Linked DNA regions of Homo sapiens: region 2 is linked to region 1. The links are chromatin loops, found by intact Hi-C in ENCODE. Cell type or tissue: natural killer cell. All regions are shown on one strand. Each heading gives the region's core, and the rest is flanking DNA. Links, peaks and the distances in the headings are about the cores only.

The links. A loop is a pair of places that touch in the nucleus more often than their neighbours do. Peaks named below come from ENCODE experiments on the same cell type or tissue, not always from the same donor. Only the 100,000 strongest peaks of a DNase experiment are listed, where the experiment ranks them.
Region 2: it touches region 1 in a loop (2.9-fold over the local background); 1 of 110 quality-filtered maps calls a loop at or near these places.

The regions. Positions count from the first base shown.
Region 1 is chr14:65,922,756-65,933,196 of GRCh38, reverse strand. No RefSeq gene overlaps it. Among named protein-coding and RNA genes, the nearest start is that of LINC02290, 180 kb to the left of the region's middle. RefSeq lists an enhancer at 3,662-4,199. In natural killer cell, for the core only: no CTCF peak of the experiment used is centred there; DNase peaks (open chromatin) are centred at 5,086 and 6,086; H3K27ac peaks cover 2,619 bases.
Region 2 is chr14:65,785,889-65,796,329 of GRCh38, reverse strand. LOC107984641 (a long non-coding RNA gene) reads right to left here and starts at 7,466. Exons shown (of 2, transcript XR_001750930.2): 1 at 6,906-7,466; 2 at 5,600-6,030. In natural killer cell, for the core only: no CTCF peak of the experiment used is centred there; a DNase peak (open chromatin) is centred at 4,689; H3K27ac peaks cover 511 bases; H3K27me3 peaks cover 160 bases.

The sequences.
Region 1 (10,441 bases), core at 2,123-7,122:
AAAGAAATCATTCTTATTTGTCTTTAGGATTTAGAGATATACAGATGGCCACCTATCTGGGCTCAGTAGTCTCCACACTTTTTGGGTTATTTACCCCATCTGTAAAATTTGTTTCAGCACATATCCCCCAGTATGTCATGTGTCTATGCATTTTATGCATGTCTTCCCATCTTCACCTATTAGGTACATTTAAAAACATATACAAGAAATTGAAACTAGCACAGAATCAGATAAAAATCAATAGAAGTAAATAATACCATGTTTTCTTCCTTCATCTCAAAAGATTGTCTAGGTCCAACTCATTCTGAAGACCCCTGCTCTAAATCTCATGGAACTTGCATTAATCAGCTTGGCTACCATAACAAGATCCCATAGAGCAGGTGGCTTAAACAACAGAAAATCATTTTCTCATACTTCTGGAAGCTGGAAGTTCAAGAGCAAGATGCCAGCAGGGTTGGTTTCTGGTAAGGCCGTACTTCCTGGCTTGCAGAAGGGCACTCTCCTGCTGCCTTTTCACATGGTCTCCCTCTGTGACTGCACACCCCTGGTGTCTCTCTGGTGTCCAAATCTCCTTTTATTATTTATTTATTTACTTATTTTTGAGATGGAGTCTTGCTGTGTCGCCCAGGCTGGAGTGCAGTGGCGCAATCCTGGCTCACTGCAACCTTCGCCTCCCAGGTTCAAGCAATTCTCATGCCTCAGCCTCCTGAGTAGCTGGGACTATAGGTATGCGCAACCACACCCGGCTAATTTTTGTATTTTTTGTAGAGATGAGGCTTCACCATGTTGACCAGGCTAGTCTCAAACTCCTGACGTCAAGTGATCTGCCCGCCTCGGCCTCCCAAAGTTCTGGGATTACAGGCATGAGCCACCATACCCGGCCCACATTTCCTTCTATTATAAGGACATATGAATCTGGTGGTGGTGGGGAAGGACACAATGCAGCCCATACTAAAGCCTCTTACATATGAAAGTCCAGATGCTCCCACAGGAAAAAAGGAGAAGCTGCTGTTTGACACTGGTGCCCAGGGGAAGTGTCTTGGGGTTCTATCTGTCCTTACACCATTAGTTACATGCACTTGCATTGCAACCCCCCGGGGGTAATGTTGCCCCTGTGATAACCATAGGATCACCTTTCTCAGAAGCCAGAGCTGATCTTTCTAATGTCAGGTAATGTCAGGCCACTGGCTGACTTCCCAGAGCTGACAGGTCACTTGCTCCCCAACCTCACAAAGGAGAAAGGCAAGAGAACTTCCTCCCCAAGAGCCTTGGACAGTCCTGGCTGGTCCTTCCTCAGTCTCTCTCAGCTGCAGAAGCACAAGCCAAGGCACTAAGGAGTTAGTATCAGAAGATCCCGTGATGAGCCTAGTCCATGAAACTCCTTCCAATATGGTGCAGAGGCAGGGCTGGTCCTTGGCAACACCTTCAATAGTATCCTTTTACATATTTGCCTCCCTCTTTGAACATCCTCTAATTTCAAAATCGTTCAGGGCTAATGCCATAGTGGACGGGCCTCCATGATTCATATGCCCAGGTGATTCCTACTTTTTAAGAGACTCAAGTGTATGTTGGGGTGGGGTGGGGTGGGGTAGGACAAAACCAATCCAAAGGAGTTAATCTCTAATGCTGGAATTTCAGATACTAGGAAATTCTAGGTTAGGAAACTATTTGAGAAGTAGCAGAACCTTCCTTGGCCATTCAAATCACCTCTGGACAAGAGATACTGATGTTGGCTACAGTATTCCTATCATTCAAAAGCTACCACTTCCTCTGTGGAACAACTCTTGTCCAAAAGGGACATCAGTGAGAGGGGTTAGGATCTGACTTCAGATGATGTTGACTCCAAGTTATTGATTCCAGGCTAGGGAGCAAGCTAGACAGTGACCGTCTCCAATAATGAACAGATGAAGTGAATCAGTGGATTGGTGGGAGGCTAACATGAGGCTCTGGAACTCTGCCACCTGAGTTCCAGTTCTGGGTCGGCCACGTCCTTCCTGCTATACTCTCTATGCCCCGTTTTCTTATTTTAAAATTGGGATAACAGTAATGTCTATTTCATGGCATTGTTAAGGGTTTTAAATGAGATAATACAAGTTCTTAGCATAATGCCTGACTTTTAACAAGCTCCCAGCCAATGTTAGCCGCTGTCATTCCCAAGGGTCTACCAAGTCAGAAGGCCTGAAATCAGGCAAGAGCATGGCAAGCTTGCCTCTCTTCAAAAGTGATGGAGATCTGCAGGAAGAAGGACCCATAATAAGAATTTTTTCTATTAATACAATAAAATATAAATATGCAGAATGAGTATTTATTTATTTTTGAGATGAGGTCTCAACTCTGTCACCAGGCTAGGGTGTTGTGGCATGATCTTGGCTCACTGCAACCTCCACCTTTCAGACTTAAGCAATCCTCTGACCTCAGTGTCCCGAGTAGTCGGGTCCCCAGGTGCATGCCACCAGACCTGGCTAATTTTTTGTAGTTTTGATAAAGACAGGGTCTTGCATTTTGCCCAAGTTGGTCTCGAACTCTTCAGCTCAAGTGATTCCCCTACCTGGACCTCCCAAAATGCTGGGATTACAGTCATGAGCCACTGTGCCCACCCAAGCATTTAAAAATACATAATGCAGAATAGTGGAGGCTTTTCAGGGCAAAATGGAGACAGGCTTTAAAAGGCAAATGCTGATTTTGAATTCCTGGAAATACTGTGAAGAGATGAGGTGAACGCTATCCAGGGGCTTTAGCATTGGGAGGTGATGGTGAGAATAAGAAGGAAAATTAGCCAGGAAAATTTTAACCTTGAAAATCAGAGCCCAAAACAATGGGTCTTAAGTTTTTGGGGATCACAAATCCCTCAGAGCATCTGATAGCTATAAACATTCTCCCCAAAAACCCCTCACATTCACATAAAACTCTAGATATAATCCCAGGGTGACCCTGGACTCCCTAGATCCTGAAGGAACCTGTGACCCCAGATTAAGAATCTCTTATAGAAGGAAAAGCCCACAGATGACATGGCTTGATGTCAGAGAAGATCTGGAAGCATGCGCATAAAGCTCAGACACTGAGCCCGGCCAAATGGGCCCTAAGGAAGCCACCTGGGCCATAGCCCCAGCCTGGCCATGTAGAATGTATATCTGAAAGTGGCCCCCCTGTGGCTATAGAGTTATGTGGACACCTACCAATGGTATGTGCTGGACTCCAAGGACCAAGGTGGGCAGTGGGGTATAGTTGGAGTTGGGGGACAGCAGGGAAGGAGCAGGGAAGGAGCAGAGCAGCCCACGGCAGCAGTCATTTCCCTTTGGTGAAGAAGCCCTCCCCCTGTAAGTAAAGGGAAGTCAGGGAAGTGTGACCTGAACTCAGAGAGGAAGGCTGCAGACCTCACAATGGTGTGCCTGCCACCGCTCTGCAGATCTGTTGGGTTCCTAGAAGTCGCCCTGGACCCCATTCTCTCCCCGCCCTGCTTTCTGGTTATCCCACACATCATCTCCCTTTTGCCTCCTTCCCACCACCCTGGCCCTCAACAGTCACCCAGACTCCTAGGAGTCGCATCCCCACCATCGCTGCCCCTTTAGCCCTCTGGGATTTATGATCCACGCTGCAGCCAGAGTGCTCTCCAGAATCACATCCAGCTTCCTGCGTGCAGCTTCAAAGCTGTGTGGTGGGCGTGTTCCCACCCCCCAGCCACTTCTCTTGACCCCACCACCTGATGGGACCCATTGGCTGAGCACCCTGTGGTCCAGCTCCCTTTCGACCCCCCAGGGCTCTCAGCCTCCCCAGCCCCAAACCCTTTGCCTGGCCAACTCTACACATCATTTAGGTCACTTGTCGCCTCCTTTAGGAAGTCTTTCCCAGCCTCTTCTCCACCCCGCAGCATCTCTTACCACTACCCTAAACTCCAGCCAGAGGGACTATGGTCTCTGCAGTCCCCTCTAAGCACTCTCCTGGGCTCCAGGCCATTCCTCCTCCTGCCTCAGCTCAGCTGGTGCCACTCCCTCCAGAGGCCTTCAAAGCCTTCCAGAGGGCTAGGGCTCCCACATGCGCTCAGCTCCTGGCTTTCTCCCTGCAGAGGTCTTGCCTCACCTGTGGGCTACATGCTCTTTCCCAAAAGGGTCTGTGCCTTGTTTACTTGTCCTGGGTAGTATTGGGTTGTTGTGAGGATGAATGAGTGGCATGTAGGTGAAGCACTTAGAACAGTGCCTGGAAAACATCAGGAGCAACTGTTAGTTCTATTATTCTTATTGCTGTTATCATCACCATCATTATTATTATCATTGACTGCTATAACCCCAGTGCCTGATATAGGGAGATATCCAATAAGTTTTTGTTGAATGGATGGATGGAAGGATGGATGGATGATAAAATTGTGTATTATTGCAGTCATCCTCAGTGCTTTTTATTTTCGTTTCAATGCCTTTTTTAAAAATCACTTCGTGTTCTTCAAAATATCCTGGGGAGGATTCTGGATCTGGCAAACCCTGAGGCTGAAGTGTAGAAAGACCATCCAAGAATCACGCCAGAAGGGGACAGAATGCAGCAATCCAGGTCCTTGCACCCCTCTCCTTCAGGATTCACCTTCCAGGAGAGTTTGAGAGGTCTACCTCTCAGATCAGCATTGGGAGGAGATGGGGAGAATTTCAGGACCAAAGAATGGGGTCCCATTGTGCTTCCTGAGTCTTCATGCTCTACTACTGCTGCCCAGGGCAGGGGGTGGGGGCCGTGATTGAGCACATTCAATCCCACTGAGATTTCATTAACTTGCATTCATTTGTGTCACTTAATTATTGTGAACGGGATCCTTCTCTAATAAATGTGTTTTCCTAACCCACAGCCTCTGGGCTATCATTCTAACCATATCTATTATGACTGAATGGCTTCTTGGAAACAGAGTGGCCTTCTTTGTATTTGGAGCTAAGTAGGGCATACTAAAGAGCTTCCCGCCCTCCAGAAAAGGGGGGTGGACAGGCAAGGACTCCGTGCTCTGGGGACCCAGCCTCCCGCTCCTTCATTGTGAATCACCTGCTGAAATAAAGGATCTGGAGCCTGGTGTGTTTATACAGCAGCGCGCCAGGCGACAGCTAAGGTGTTACACCGCAGCCTTCCAGGAAGGGGCAGGGGCCTGCTTGTGGGTTTAAATAACACGGCAACTGAGAAAGCTTATTCATCTTGATCTGTTGGCCTCATCAGTGAAGTGAAGGTGCTGAGATAACATCAAGCGAAAAGCAGCCCCACCCTGGGGGAAAATTTAGATCCTAGGTCTTTCTCATGAACATTCCTATTTAAAAGGAATTCTGTGCCTGCGCAGGGTTTTGTTTCCCTCTGCAAACTCCCTCTGTTTGAGTTAGAATTCTTCTTTCCTCTCTTGCCCTCCAAAATAGATCTCACTGGGCAGCAGAAGCTGGGTTCTTAAAAACAAGCAATTGTATTTAATTGCAAACTCCACAAACAAATGAGCAGCTGTATCTGTATTGATGAATGAATGTCTTTTGTCTTTACAGATACTTTAAAAAATGCATAGTCAACAGAGAACTGTATGCTATTTGGGAAATAGATTTACCTTCTTAATTATATTTTTACTTGTCCTTAGATTAAAATTAGTTTGCTTTGCCTGAGCTGACACTGCCTTGGGTGGTGAGAGATGATTAGAGAGAATCCTGCGGGGAGGAAAAGCTGATCTGATATGAAATATCTGGGGCCAAGGTCCTGTAGGGGGATGGTCTTTGAGGACTCAAAGAGCTGAGGGTTACTTGGGGCTCCTTTCCCTCAGTTTTACAGAAGGTACTTCTGGCTGGCAAAGATGTCACTGATCAGTTTTCAGGAGGAATTATTGTGGCTCACTGAAGAAGGTGTCTCTCCAAACTCACAGATCCTAATGATCACTTTATCAACAGAGAAATGAAATCTAGGATGGGGTCTCTGTGCTTGGCCGGAGACCCTGCATCCTCTTTAGCCAGGATTCTCTTGTGGAGATAAGGAGCTTCATCAGTAATTGTGGATCTTACTAACTCCACCCAGCTAAGACTTGAAGTTCTGGTCTAAATGAGCAACAAACATTGAGGTTGTTGGGGTTTTACAAGCCCTCCCAGCCCTTGTGCTGGCAAAAGAGGAAGCCTGTGCATGAAAGCCAGACTTTGCCATAGCAATGATGCAACTCCATGAGTGGAAGAACACCAGGGTTCTTCGTCTCAAGTCGAATTAGATAAAATAACACGGACACACGTGGAGTCGTTTTAAGGACTGGAGAGTTTAATAGGTAAGAAAGAAGGGAAAAGAAAGAAAGCAGCAGCTCCCCTGTACAGAGATGGGGGGGGTAGGGGGCGGCTCCAAAGCGAGAGAGGGGACCCCAAGTACGCAGAAACCAGCCAGGTATATGGAGAGGCTGGAGGAAGCAGTATCTGATTTGCATAGGGCTCAGAGGATTGGTTTGACCAGGCATGTCATTCACGTAGCCCTTGAAAAAACTGACTCTCCCACCCTAGCCTTTTAATATGCAAATACAGGGCGCCATAATGTTCTACACACGTGGGGATATGTGGGGGCAGCCATGTTGCCAGGAACATGTGGGGCAAGGGGAAGAAGGAGGCAGGCAGCAGGAATCCTCTTGTTGGGGTGGACCCAGTTTCTAATGGCCAACATTTGCATATGAAAGATTGCCTGCCCAGCTCTAAGAGCCAGGGCTTTCCTGCTAGACAAGAAATGTTTCTGGAGCTGCTTTAAAAGAGATGAAAACTTTCCAAGGACCGCTTTTCCTATCTGCCTAGAACAATTTTTAATACCTCCTATCGCAGCAAGTCCCCATGTAGTGGGACAGCAGAAAGTGTGTTCAGCAAGGAAGAGGTGCTGTGCCTTACTTCCAGCCTCACCTGCATAAACCTTCTGCTCCAGCCTTCATTCTCTCTTATCCAATGTGCTGGCCTATTAGAAGATCTAACAGGTAGAGACACTAAAGAAGGTTCTTTTGTGTATGCAAGACTGATCATGGAAAGCCTCTCATGAAACACCAGGTGTGAGCAAAAAATAAACTTCCGTTGTGTTAAACCACTGATATTTGGGAATTCGTCTGTTACAACAGCTAGCATTACTTAACTAATAAATCTTCATATTTAGGAAGTAATAGGGAACAGCTTTCTCTAAGTTATAGTTTCTTCCTCCCTTCCAATGACCCATATCTTGTATATACAAAGATGTCTTTGGAATGAATGGAAATTAGTTCATTAGTTCTAGAAAACACAGAAGTTAAGTGAGAGAGAAGTTTATCTCTTCCAAGAATATGTTGAGAAAAGGAAAGCAGATGAAAAGCATCTTGAAAGAGATTTTAAGCTTCTTAGTTGGTAAGAGTGATATTATAAGCCTCTTCTTTATAGTGCTTCCAGTATGTATGGAAAGTGATGAGTGGTGAGAAGTGGCATTACCATCTTATAAAGGAGAAACTGAGGCATGGTGAATGCTTTGCTGAGAAATCCTTCAAATCAGACCTGCTGGGTTTGTGACCCCCCATTCTACCAGCTTAATGAGACTGTGCAAATAAGACCAGTGTTATAGCCCTATTGAGAGACAGGACTAGCTGGATTTCCTAGGCCAACTAAGAATCCCTAAGCCTAGCTGGGAGGGTGACCACTTACACCTTTAAACACGGGGCTTGCAACTTAGCTCACACGCAACCAATCAGATAGTAAGGAGAGCTCACTAAAATGATAATTAGGCAAAAACAGGAGGTAAAGAAATAGCCAATCATCTGCTGCCCGAGAGCACAGTGGAAGGGACAAGGATCGGGATATAAACCCAGGCATTTGAGCTGGCAACGGCAACCCCCTTTGGGTCCCCTCCTCTTTTATGGGAGCTCTGTTTTCACTCTATTTCACGCTATTAAATCTTGCAACTGCACTCTTCTGGTCCATGTTTGTTACAGCTCGAGTTCACTCGCTGTCCACCACTGCTGTTTGCCACCATCACAGACCTGCCGCTGACTCCCAACCCTCCGGATCCGGCAGGGTGTCCGCTGTGCTCCTGATTCAGCGAGGTGCCCATTGCCGCTCCTGATAGGGCTAAAGGCTTGCTATTGTCCCTGCACGGCTAAGTGCCCGGGTCCATCCTAATCGAGCTGAACACTAGTCACTGGCTTCCACGGTTCTCTTCCGTGACCCACGGCTTCTAATAGAGCTATAACACTCACTGCATGGCCCAAGATTCCATTCCTTGGAATCCATGAGGCCAAGAACCCCAAGTCAGAGAACACAAGGCTTGCCACCATCTTGGAAGTGGCCCGCCACCATCTTGGAAGATGCTCGCCACCATCTTGGGAGCTCTGTGAGCAAGGACCCCCGGTAACACTATCAAAGGAAGTAGGTGGCTGGGTGCAGTGGCTCATGCCTATAATCCCAGCACTTTGGGAGGCTGAGGTGGGCGGATCACGAGGTCAGGAGATCGAGACCATCCTGGCTATCACGGTGAAACACCATCTCTATGAAAAACACAAAAAATTAGCCAGGCATGGTGGCGTGCACCTGTAGTCCCAGCTACTCGGGAGGCTGAAGCAGGAGAATCACTTGAATCCGGGAGGTGGAGTTTGCAGTGAGCCGAGATTGTGCCACTGCACTCCAGCCTGGGCGACAGAGCAAGACTCCGTCTCAAAAACAAAAACAAAAAAAAGTAGGTTAAAAAAAAAAAAAGGAAGTAGGTGTCAGATTCTCCTCTACAGTAATCCCCCTTATCCATGGCGTATATGTTCCAAGACCCCCATATCCTGGGGGTCTGAAGTGCCTAAGTTTTAGTCTGGATGACTGAAACCATGGATAGTATTGAAACCTATATATATATATTACGCACAAATTTCGTTTTCCTTTTTCACAATTTCAGATAGAATATTCATCCTTATTTAATATCTAAGCAACCTGAGCATATGATTTTTTAAATTTCCTTATAAGTCAAGAACTTTCACCTTTTCACTTAAAGTAGGCACTTCACAGCTTCTCTTTGGCATATCCGAATTGCCAGCATCATACCTCTTGCGCTTTGGGGCCATTATTAAGTAAAATAAGGGTGACTTGAACACAAGCTATACGATACCTTGACACTTGATCAGATAACAGCCAGCTCCTAAGTGATTCGTAGGAGGGGACATGCAGAGCATGGATGTGCTAGACAAAGAAATGATTCAATCCCAGGCAGGACAGAGAGGGAAAGTGGGAGATTTCATCACACTCTTGGAATGGCATGTAATTTAAAACTTATGAATTGTTTTTTTCTGGAATTTTTCATTTCATATTTTCAATGATTGACCAAAGGTAACTGAAACTTGGGAAAGTGAAACTGTGGATAAGGGGGGACTACTGTACCGTGAAACACACAAAGAGAAAAGGCACACCGAAATCACCACTTTTCCTACAATCCTTTCCTAATTTAAATTCTAATTAGATAAATCCAGAAGTAGGGGAGATTACAGAGGATGGGGACGAAGCTCCACCCTGGGAGAATAATCAGAGACGTTGTGAAGAAATGGGTAGGAGTAGAAGAGGAAGAACAGGATTTGACAGAAAGAATGCTCCTTTTTCTTGCATTGACCATCCCTTGAGAATCATCATGAGGTCCAGGAACGGTGTTGGGGGCACTGGAGACACGCTCAATGCTCTGTGCAAACAGGCCTTGAGTGGGCACTTTCCATACCTGGAGCCTGCTAAGATTTAGAAGGGTTAGTGGGGAAGGTTGGAGGGTGTCGGAAGGGTAGATCCCAGGTTGTTTGTTGCCTCGTTTTATATAATTAACCCACCGTAGGCCGGGCATGGTGGCTCATGCCTGTAATCCCAGCACTTTGGGAGGCCAAGGTGGGTGGATCACCTGAGGTCAGGAGTTCGAGACCAGCCTGACCAATATGGTGAAACCTGGTCTCTACTAAAAATATAAAAATTAGCCAGGTGTGGTGGCATGTGCCTGTAGCCCAGCTACTCAGGAGGTTGAGACAGGAGAATTGCTTGAACCCCAGAGGCGGAGTTTGAAGTGAGCTGAGATCGTGCCACTGCACTCAGCCTGGGCAACAGAGCAAGACTCCATCTCAAAAAAAAAAAAAAAAAAATTTAACCCACTGTAGTCTAGGCTGCGCTTTCAGGGCAGATTTAGCCCTTCACAGACAGAGTCACGGTGCTGTCCAATGACATTTGCATAATAAAGGAAATGTTCTCCAATTCTGTGGTAGCCACTAGCCACATGTGGCTACTGAGCATCTGAAATGTGACTAGTGCAACTAAGAAACTGAATTTTAAATTTTGCTTTAGTTAATTTAAGCTTAAATATCCACATGTGACTAGTGGCTACGATCGTGGATGGCAATGTGAATTAGGGTGTGGTGAGGTTACCAGTGGCATCATGAGAGCTTTAAGCTTTCTCCAGCCCACCGGAAGGAAGGTCAAGCTCATCAGGGGCACTACAGATATTCTTGGTAAAACTTATCTGA
Region 2 (10,441 bases), core at 2,180-7,179, 140 kb after region 1:
CCTCCTCTCTGCGTGATGCTGTCTGGGAGATCCTCTAAACCTCAAATTCTTCCTTCAGCCCCAGCACCTGAGAAGGGAGACAGATCTTTCTCGTGTCTCCTCCGCAGTCACTCTCTGTATTGACTGATTTGTTCCTCTGTCATCCCACTCCCAACTCTTTTAACTTATCCCCCTCGCTCCACATCACAAAAGATCCTGGACCAGGGCTGGCAAAATCTCTCCTTTCCTGGAGGATTGAATGGAGGCAAGTAGTGTGGGTAGAAGGCGGTCATTGTCTTCCCAGCATCCATCGCCTCCTCTTTTAGTAGCTGCAAATTTTGATTTCCTTTGCTGACTGCGGGTCATTTTAGTGGAACTGCCAATGAGTACCTGGCCAAGGGGAGAGCACGTGACTCAGGCAAGATGAGGCCAACCCTCCCCATTCATTCTCATGGCAGTCCCTGGTTCTACCCTGGCTGGTTCCTGCCTCTCACCAGCTCTAGCTGCCCAGATCACTGACATCATTTTCCCAGCCTAATTCTTCTGTCTTCCCTTGGACTCTGTGAGCTGTCTAAAGTACTTCCAACAAATTTGTCTGCTTAACTTACCCAAGTTGATTATTGTTGTTTGCAACCAAAGAACACAAGCTGATATCTAAAACTCACTTTTTAATTTAATTTTTTTTTTTTTGACAGGGTCTCACTCTGTCACCTAGGGTGGAGTGCAGTGGCACAATCTTAGCTCACTGCAGCCTTGACCTTGTCAGGCTCAGGTGATCCTCCCACTTCAGTCTCACAAGTAGCTGGAGCTACAGGCACATGCCACCTCGCCTAGCTAATTTTTTGTTTTTTGTAGAGATGGGGTTTTGCCATGTTCCCCAGGCTGGTCTCAAACTCCTGGGCTCAAGCGATCCTCCCACCTTGACCTCCCAAAGTGCTGGGATTACAGGCGTGAGCCACTGTACCTGGCCTAAAACTCACATATTAATAAATCTTGTCGTCACCTTAGTTTGTAAGAATATGGTGCAGCATGGACTAGTGAACCTAATCTTAACTGATGCAGTTATTACAACTCCAGTCAAAAGTTAGCTTTTATGAAACCTGCTTTTTACTACTTATGTCTATCCCCCACGAAAATCATTTGAGCATGTTGAAAATTCCTAGTGAAGAAAGGAATCACGGCTACTCATTTTGTAAAACCTACATTTACCCTCTAGAGGCTACTCAGAGTAATAAAAACCACACATGGCAAGGTGTCAAAATATTTGGCCTCTCTCATTTACTGGCCGTGTATCTGCAGCTCAATCATTTAATTTCCCTGACCTTCATTTACCTTGTGTATAAAAATACAGATAATAATATCAGCTCTTTCTACTTCTCAAGGTGATTGTGAGGTCCAAATTAGAAAATCAAATGAAAAAATGCCTTGGGAATCATTAACTTTGGGCCTATGGCCCAGGCAAAAATTAAAGCCAACTATGGGCACTGTCTTCTCCTAACTGGTTCTTCTTCCTCTTACCTCCTGGCTTAGCTATTCTCTTCACTGCTTCCCCCTCCCTTCCCGCTGTTATAGTCCCTGTGAGTAAAATTGCCCTTTCTCAGCTACCATCACGGGTCTGGATGAAATACGCCAGATGAAATACAGGTATGTCAGGATCAGTAGTATCATCCTTTTACAACGTGAATTCCTAATTAGACTGCGTCCATCTCAGTTTTTTAAAAAATGAATTTGTACGCAGTACCTAACTTCAGACCACAGCATGGAGGCACACACTCAACACAACCCAGAGGGACGATGATGGGCCCACTCGAAGTGGAGTCTCCTGGGCTTAGGAGAACCGAGATCCTCTCTGAGCTTTGCTTTTTTTTTTTTTTTTTTTCTATTAGAAATCAAGATGGAAGAAAAATGTTCCTCATTCTGCACTCTTGAAAGTAAGAAATTGTTACTTTATTGCAACTTGGTTAGCTAGAGATCTTAACCAAAACCTGCAATTATAAATGGTTTCTACTCAAATTTCTGTTAAAAACAAACAAACCACATTCTAAGAAGAGGAGGGAAGTGCCTGGTGGAGAGAGAAGTGGAGGCAGAAACTCTGAAGATGTAGACAGCAAAGGAGCAGGACAAGATGCCCAGAGTCCAGAGGCCACGGCTGAGGAGTGTGGGGAGTTGAGGGCAGAATTCTGTGGTTACCATGGGGCTTACGTTCAGAGCAAGCCACGGGCTCCACTGCCTCTTCTGCCCCATAGTGACGAACTACTTAATGAGAGCCACTGGAGCTTTTCCTAGGGACTACCAGCAAGTTGCTTTCCAGGACACTGTAGCCTGTTAATAATGTAACAGCAATCATCGCTGAGCTCTCACCAACTGCCAAGATGCCACACTAAATTCTTTTAAAACTCTTGCAGGTAGGTACTGGGGTCAATTGTATTGTCATCTGAGTATTTACTGCCCTTCCAAGGGAGAGCGGATACTCTTTTCCCCATTGATTTGGATGTCACCAATGATCCCCTCACCCCACCTTCTGCCACTGAAATGGCAAGCGACCCAGACAGGTGCTCCTGTGTTAGCCAGGGCCAGAGAGAAGATGACAGGGAGCGGCAGAGCTGCAACTGCTTCACCATGAACATGAGCATGAGCAAGAAATAAACCTTTGTGCTTGTTTAATACCGCACAATGTATTTAAGCTGACATTATCATGGGGCCGTTGGAGGCTCAGAGAGGGTAACGACCCAAGGTCACACTGCCAGTGGGTGGCAGCGTCCTTCTGAGTGAGCATGTCGCCATATCCTTCCTGGACACCCTCTCCCTGTTGCCCCTCTTCAGCCACCTGCCCTCATGTGCATCTTACCTGGCGTTGGCTCTCCATGAAAGCCAACGACAAAGGCAGCCCTCACTTCTCACCTCGGTTGGCTTCTCTTTAGCACAGGCGCTGCTAACCATTTCCTCCTTCCTCAAATGCTCCCGTGGGAACCTCCATGACCTTGCCTCTCTCCGGACCTCTTTTGGCATTTCTTTATCCCCCCCGCCAGGCAGCCTTGACTTTGTAGTTACAGCAGAGGCTTTACAATCAGACTGACTCCACAAGATCAAATATACAGTCTTTATTTCACCAGCTGTGTGATCGTGGGCAAGTCACTCATCCTCTCTGAGCCCCGGGTTCGTAAATAGAAAACTGGAATAAGAACACCTCCCTTGGCCGGGCGCGGTGGCTCACGCCTGTAATCCCAGCACTTTGGGAGGCCAATATGGGTGGATCACCTGAGGTCAGGAGTTCGAGACCAGCCTGGCCAACATGGCAAAACCCCATCTCTACTAAAAATACAAAAAATTAGCTGGGCCTGGTGGAGGGCGCCTAGAATTCCAGCTACTTGGAAGGCTGAGGCAGGAGAATTGCTTCAACCCGGGAGGCAGAGGTTGCAGTGAGCCGAGATCGCACCACTGCACTCCAGCCTGGGTGACAGAGTGAGACACTGTCTCAGAAAAAAAAAACCTCCCTTGCAGGCTGTGGTGAGCATCACTAAATGGGCAGGCATGAGAACGGGAACATGCCAACCAGGGGACTACCCAGGCCCTGTATGTGGGAGTCTTTCCCCACTCACTTGCCTGAGGAGCTGCTTTGTACTTCCTGACCCTACCCTTCTCCCTCTGGTCAGCCAATTCATAGGCTGTGCTGGACCCGTTAAGATTTTCTTAATGAGTCAAACTGTAAGATCCAGAAGCAAATCAGTTAGATCCATCTGCAGTTGTATCTGCGCAATCTTCAAATGTGTCCAGAATCTGACCTTTTCTGTCACCTCCTCAGCTTCTGCCCTAGTCCAGATCGTCATGTGTCATGCAGATGGCTGCAACAGTCTCCTACCTGCTCTCCTGGCTGCACCCTCCCTCCCAACTTCTGTCTCCACACAGTGCTCGGAGCTATGTGTGAGTGGCACCATGTCCCTCCACCACTCCCGTCTCACACCTCTTGTGGCTTTGCATGACTCGTTCCCGTGTTATCTCTTGGAATTCATGTCCGATGACTCCCTGTCTCCACTCCACCCAAAGCACATGGGTCTCCTGGCTGCTCTGTGGACACCTCAGACAATGCCCCACCTCAGGGGCTTTGCCCAGATTCTCCCATTTCCACTGCTGCACCTGCATCCTTCGGGTCTCTGCTCTGATGTCACTGGGGCAGAGAGGCCTCCCAGGTCAGCAGTTACCAAGACAGCCCCAGCCCACACCTCTCAGCTGCTTTCCAGACCCTCCTTAAGCTTCCTTTTTCCTCACAGCAGGATTGCCACCTGAAATATCTCTTTTTCTGTTGAATATCTGTCTCTTCCACAGGAATGTCACCTCCTGAGATCAGGGACTCTGCTTTGATATTCACTGCATCCCCAGTGCCAAAAGATACCTCCTGACATACATTTGTATTGAATGAGTGATTAGATGAATAATGCTGAACTCTTGAACTAAAAAGCCACAGTTGGGCCATGGGGAAGCAAGGAAGGCATCAGCAGAGAGAAACAGGGAGAGGAAGCAGACACATTCCTCCCAGAGAGCGAAGATGCCAGAGAGAGGGGAGAAGCACTGCTCCTGATGGCCAAGGCCAAGTCCCAGGGGGTCCAGCTGTTTCCTGCCTGCGATATGACAGCACCACAGACATACACGCACCATGCACACACAGACCACACACACCTCATACACACTATGTACCCACAGACTGCAGACACCACACACACACACAGACCACACACACCTCACACCTCACACACTATATACCCACAGACCACACACCCCCACCACCACACACGTACATACACATCACACACATGCACCTTACACCCCCCCATCCCCTACACACACACTTTCTGGAAAGCCTGGAGCAGGTTCCCGAGTCCTGCTGCTGCCGAGCCCACATGGTGGTGGTGCATCCAACACAGACCCAGAGCACAGCAGGCTCCTTTAGTGCGAGTTCCCCATCTCCCATCTACTGCCTTCACTATGAGCAGCTCTCACGCTTCAGAACTTACTCCAGTCTCCACTTCCCTAGAGTCTTGGTTCCTGTAGAGTCACAGCAGCAAATAGGCCCTCGCCCCAGCCCAGCCCTCCCCACCCCCGAACAGCGCTTCTGGTCTATCAGTGGGTCCGCGGAGCTCAGCATGTTCCATGCTGCTTCCCGTGCAAAACTGGCTCTCCACCCCAACTGCCCTGTCCGACAGCAGCGCCTTTGATTTTGTTATTCTGGTCAGCACCTAGAAAGTCATATTTAGCATCTATCTCCTTCACCCCTATATCTGTCCACACAGCTTGTCAATTCTCTCCAAACACTTCCTGAAGCCAACCTTCTTTTCCATTTCCACAATTAGAGATTATAGCACTTCACCCGGAAATCCTTCTCTAACCCCAGAAGAAATCAGGTCCCCATTTATACTCGAATAGCCCCTGCACTTTTATAGAATTGGCCATGGCTTTTAACAACATATTTTTGATATTATTTAATTAATGTCCCTCTCTCCCATTGCACTATAAACTCCCCTGTGGGAGTTTACATTCTGGTCCTTTACAATAGTATTTGTAAATACATAGTTAAAAATACTATCAGGCCATTCCCAATAAATGCCATTGGGTGAATGAATAGAGCTATTTTTTCCCTCTGTTTATTTTGCCCTCGCCCCCAGCTATAATGTAAGTTTCCCAAAGGATGGCGCTGTGTGTTGCTACTGCTTGCATCTGTGTCCCCAGCCCCTGTGCTTAGCACAAAACCAGGAGCACACTAGGTGCTCAGGAAATAAGGACTTATTGATTGCTGTGCCCTTGTCAATCATTCAGATGTTGAGTTTGTTTGGGGAAAGGCAAGTCCTCACTCCCAAGTGACCAGGCAGGCATCAGCCAGGCCCTACCAGCCCCAGCTACCCGACAATCAGGAACGTCAGCGTTTCCTCAGTGGCCCACCAGGCTGGCTCCTTCCTCTGCCTCCTGATAGGGCAGTAATTAGAAACAGCAGTCATCACCATGTCACATTCCCTGGAGCACCCTGCTGCAAGCACGGAACACATGTAGCTGTGAGACCACCTGCCAGGAAGAGAATAGAAGAGTCATTTGCTGAACATGCAGGGGTGAGGGCTAAGGGGACGAGCTGCTGCATAGCAAATAGCTGCCCCCTCTTCCCCAAAGCCCTAAATAATTTCTCCACTTAAAAAAAAAAGGAAAAAATACACAATTAATTTTTCATGTAGATCATCCCACTTGGAAGCTTAGGAAGGGCTGTGCATACTAACAGCCTGAAATGCCACACAGTTGGCCTGGCTTAGATAAAACCAAGGAGGGAATGAGTGGAGAAAAAGCCCAGTGGCCCTGGCCTGTGGCCCTCACTGAGGGCACCGACAGAGTGGAGGGTCTCTGCTGATTCTCTCTTGTCCTTAAGGGCCTGCTTCAGGCCATGTGGGGTCACCTTCACTGCCACGTTTACCATAATGACACTGGGAGGTAGGATTCATTGTCTTCATTTTATAGACGAGGAAACTGAGGCAAGGGGAAGTTAGGCTCCTCGGCCAAGGTCACCCAGCCAATGGGAGGCAAAATCAGGATTCCATGTCCAGCACTCAGCCCCTCTGCACTCCCGTGCACAGCGCTGTTTCCCAGCAGGCATTCAGGCAGACGCTGGGTGACCATCTGTCTGCGACAGAGGCAGGCTCTTCCTTTCTGGGAGGGAGGATGGGCTCCAGCAGAGTTGCCCAATCCAGATTTTCCTGCGCACGTGTTAAATGTTTATCTCCCTGCCTTCGCCCCAGAGTGAGGAAGGGAGGAGGAGAGGTGCAGAGGGGAAGAGGGGAAGAGGGCTCCACGTTCCTCGCGGCTCCTCAGTCCTCCAGCACTGCCACAGCAAGGGGGCTCAAAACATCAACACTGGCCAGATTCCCCGGGCCTGCATCCTCTCTGTCGCCCACCTGGCTGTGTGACCGTGGGCACATGGCTTAACAGCTCTACATTGTTGCCTAGGGCTGCCGTCCCAAAGTACCAGAGACCAGGTGGCTGGAAACAAAAGAAAAGTAATCTTTCACAGTTCTGGAGGCCAGAAGCCCAACATGAGACTGGCGTTGGTGTTGTTTCCTTCTGAGGGCTCTGAGAGAAGCTGCCCCAGGCTCTCCCCTGGTTTCTGGAGGCTGCCAGCCATCTTTGGTGTCCTTGACTTGTAGCTGCCTCACCCAGCCTCGACCTCTGTCCACATGGCATTCTCCGTGTCTCTCTCTCTCCTGTTCTCATGAGGACATCAATCACAATAGGTTATGAACCCAACTCTACTATGACGTCATTTCCACTAATTATGTCTGCAATACCCCTTTATCCAGATAAGGTCACATTCTGAGGTACTGGGGGGTTAGGACATCAACGTATCTTTTCCAGGGGACACAATTCAACCCATATCTATCTCTGTGCCTCTCTTTGGCGTAAAGGAAGAGAATAATAGTACATACAGTCACACATTGCTTAAAAACGGGCTTCCGATCTGAGCAATGTGTCATTAGGTGATTTTGTTGTTGTGCAAACATCACTGAGTGTACTTACACAAACCGAGATGGCATAGCCTACTACACACCTAGGCTATACGGTGTAGCCTATTGCTCCTAGGCTAGAAACCTACACAGCATGTTACTGTCCTGAATCCTGTAGGCAATTGTAACACAATAGTATTTGTGTATCTAAACATAGCTAAAGACAGAAAGGGTGCAGTAAAAATGTGGTATTATAATCTTACAGGACCACTGTCATATATGCAGTTTGTCATTGACTGAAACGTTGCTGTGTAGCACGTGGCTGTACTTCATAGGGTGTTTGTGAGGATTGAATAATTTAGTACATGGAGTGGGCTTAGAACAGTGCCTGGTGTAGAGTAAGAACCCGATAAAGTTGTGGGTGATTAATAATGCTGTCATTATAATTGTCTGCAGAAGAGAGGGAATTGTCCCTTTTTTTTTTTTAAACACTCACTGAAGAGACTCTATTTTCTTATAGAAACAAATGACTAGGCCCGATGTAGTGGCTCACACCTGTAATCTGAGCACTTCTGGAGGCCAAGGCAGGTGGATTACCCAAGGCCAGGAGACCAGTCTGGGCAACAGGGAGAAACCCTGTCTCTACTAAAAATACAAAAATTAGCCGGGTATGGCGGTGGGTGCCTGTAATCCCAGCTACTCAGGATGCTGAGGCAGGAGAATTGCTTGAACCCGGGAGGCAGAGGTTGCAGTGAGCCGAGATCATCCCACTTCACTCCAGCCTGGGAAACAGGGAGAGACTCCATCTCAAAAGAGAAAAAGAAAAGAAACAAGTGAATAGATGTTTAGATATTCACTAGCTAGGACTCTTGGTTGAATATAGCAGAAATCTACTCAGGCCAGCATTGGCAGAAAGAGCAAGTCAGTGCTATAGACTGAATGTTTGTGTCCCCTCAAAATCGATATTTTGAAACCTCACCCCCAAGGTGATGGTATTTGGAAGTGGGGCCTTTGGAGTTATTAGATTATGAGGGTGGAGCCCACATGAGTGATATTGGTGATATAGTTAGGAAATCAGAGAGTTTGTTTTTCCTTCTGCCATGTGAGGACACAGCAAGAAGACAGCCATCTATGAATGAGGATGTTCATAGGTGGATGCCTCAGGGCAACTAGGATGTCCTCACAGATACCACATCTGCTGGTGCCTTGATCTTGGACTTCCCAGCCTCTAGGACTGTGAGAAATAAATTCCCATTGCTTAAAAGCCACCCAGTCTATGGTATTCTGTTACAGCAGCCTGAATGGACTGAGACAGTGAGTAAAATGGAGGAACAAAAGCAGGAATTCCAAGAAGGCTTGAAAACCAGTATCTGGATGGCTGTGGGGAATTCAGGAAGCCTCCTTCTCTATGTTGTCTCTCTGCACATCCACTTTGCTCTTCAGCCTAACAGGACATAAATCCTCCTTACCTGTGTGATTTGGGGCAAATCAACCTTTTTGTACCTCAGTTTCCTTATCTGTGAATGGGGATGAGAATAGAGTTGCTGGGAGGGTAAATGAGTTATTACATATAAAGTGTGTAGCATGGCATAGAGGAAGACAGTATGAGAGTGCTAGCTTTTAGTATTAGTCTCCCTGTGTGGCTTCTCCTGCTATTCTGTCCACAAGGTAGAAGACACAGCTGCTGACTACTCCAGAGTTTTCCCAAATCCTCTCTTCAAGAGAGCTACCTGGGCTGTGGCTGAACCTCTTCTTGGTGACTGCAAGTTGCTGGAGAAGCATCTTCTGGCCAGCCTGGGTGGGGAGCCTACCCTTGTGGCCATGTGGATAGAGGAGGAGGCCTGGGAAAGAGGCCTGAGAGGCAGCCTGACTCATGTCCAAGGCCATCGCATCCTGTTCTAGATTCTTTTCTTCTGCTGAAAAGGTCTCTATAAGCACTAGATGTAAGTTTGCTGCCTAGACTTTCAATGTAAGCCAGATCACATCCTTCCCCATTTTCGCTGATTTCCCATGACACCTAGAGTAAGATCCACATGTGTGAGCTTTGTTTACAAGTCCCACCCAGATCCAGCCCCTGCCTGGTCCTCAGACCCTCCCCAGGCCTCTCACCCCTGCTGACATGCTGGCTTGCTTTCTGCTCCTTAAGCATGGCAGGCTTGCGTCCTTCTCAGGACTTTTGCATGTGTCATTCCTGCTGCCCATAAAAAGTCTTCCCCCAAGATTTCCACATGACCAAATCCTTAGATCTATTTAGAGCTCTGCTCAAATGCCACTCACCTCCCGAGAGAGACCTTCCCTGACCTCCTTATCCAACAGCCGCCCTTATCCCCACCTCCCATCATTCTCAGTCCCATCACATAATTTTCCTTCTTCCAAGCAGTGATCACCCTCTGATTTTATCTCATCTGTCTCCGGGCTTACTTGTTTACCTTCCATCTACCTCGCCTCCACAGAACATCAGCCTCTTGACAGTAACGACCTTGTTGCTCTTGTTTACCCTGATGCCCCCTGTGTCCAGTGCAAAGCCTGATAGATCATATATACCAACTTTTTATTTATTCACGGGATGAACACGTCCGTGAATAAATACCTTCTGAACCTAGTAACATGTGAGGGATAGGGTCAGAAATTTCTCCCTGTGTTGCCATGAGGGAGCCATTCCAATCTTGCACCACCCACCCTAGCATGCCAACATAACATCTTTAGGCTCTGCAGGCTGGCTTCTCAGACCCCCCATATTATGCAAGGTATATGAACTGTCCTTTAAAAATTCATACCAGGCTTTTTTCCCATTGCCCTGGATTTACTTGATTTATCCAACTGCCGGTAGTAGAGTTCTTCAGTTATGATTTTTAGGCATCACTAATAGCACTTACTGAAGATCAAAGCCAAGCTAGCTATTTTCCCCCTTTAGTCCTCTGCAACCGTAGAAGTTCTCCAATCCCATGGTTTGTCTGATTTTATTATCACCCAAGGATGCAAGATGATTT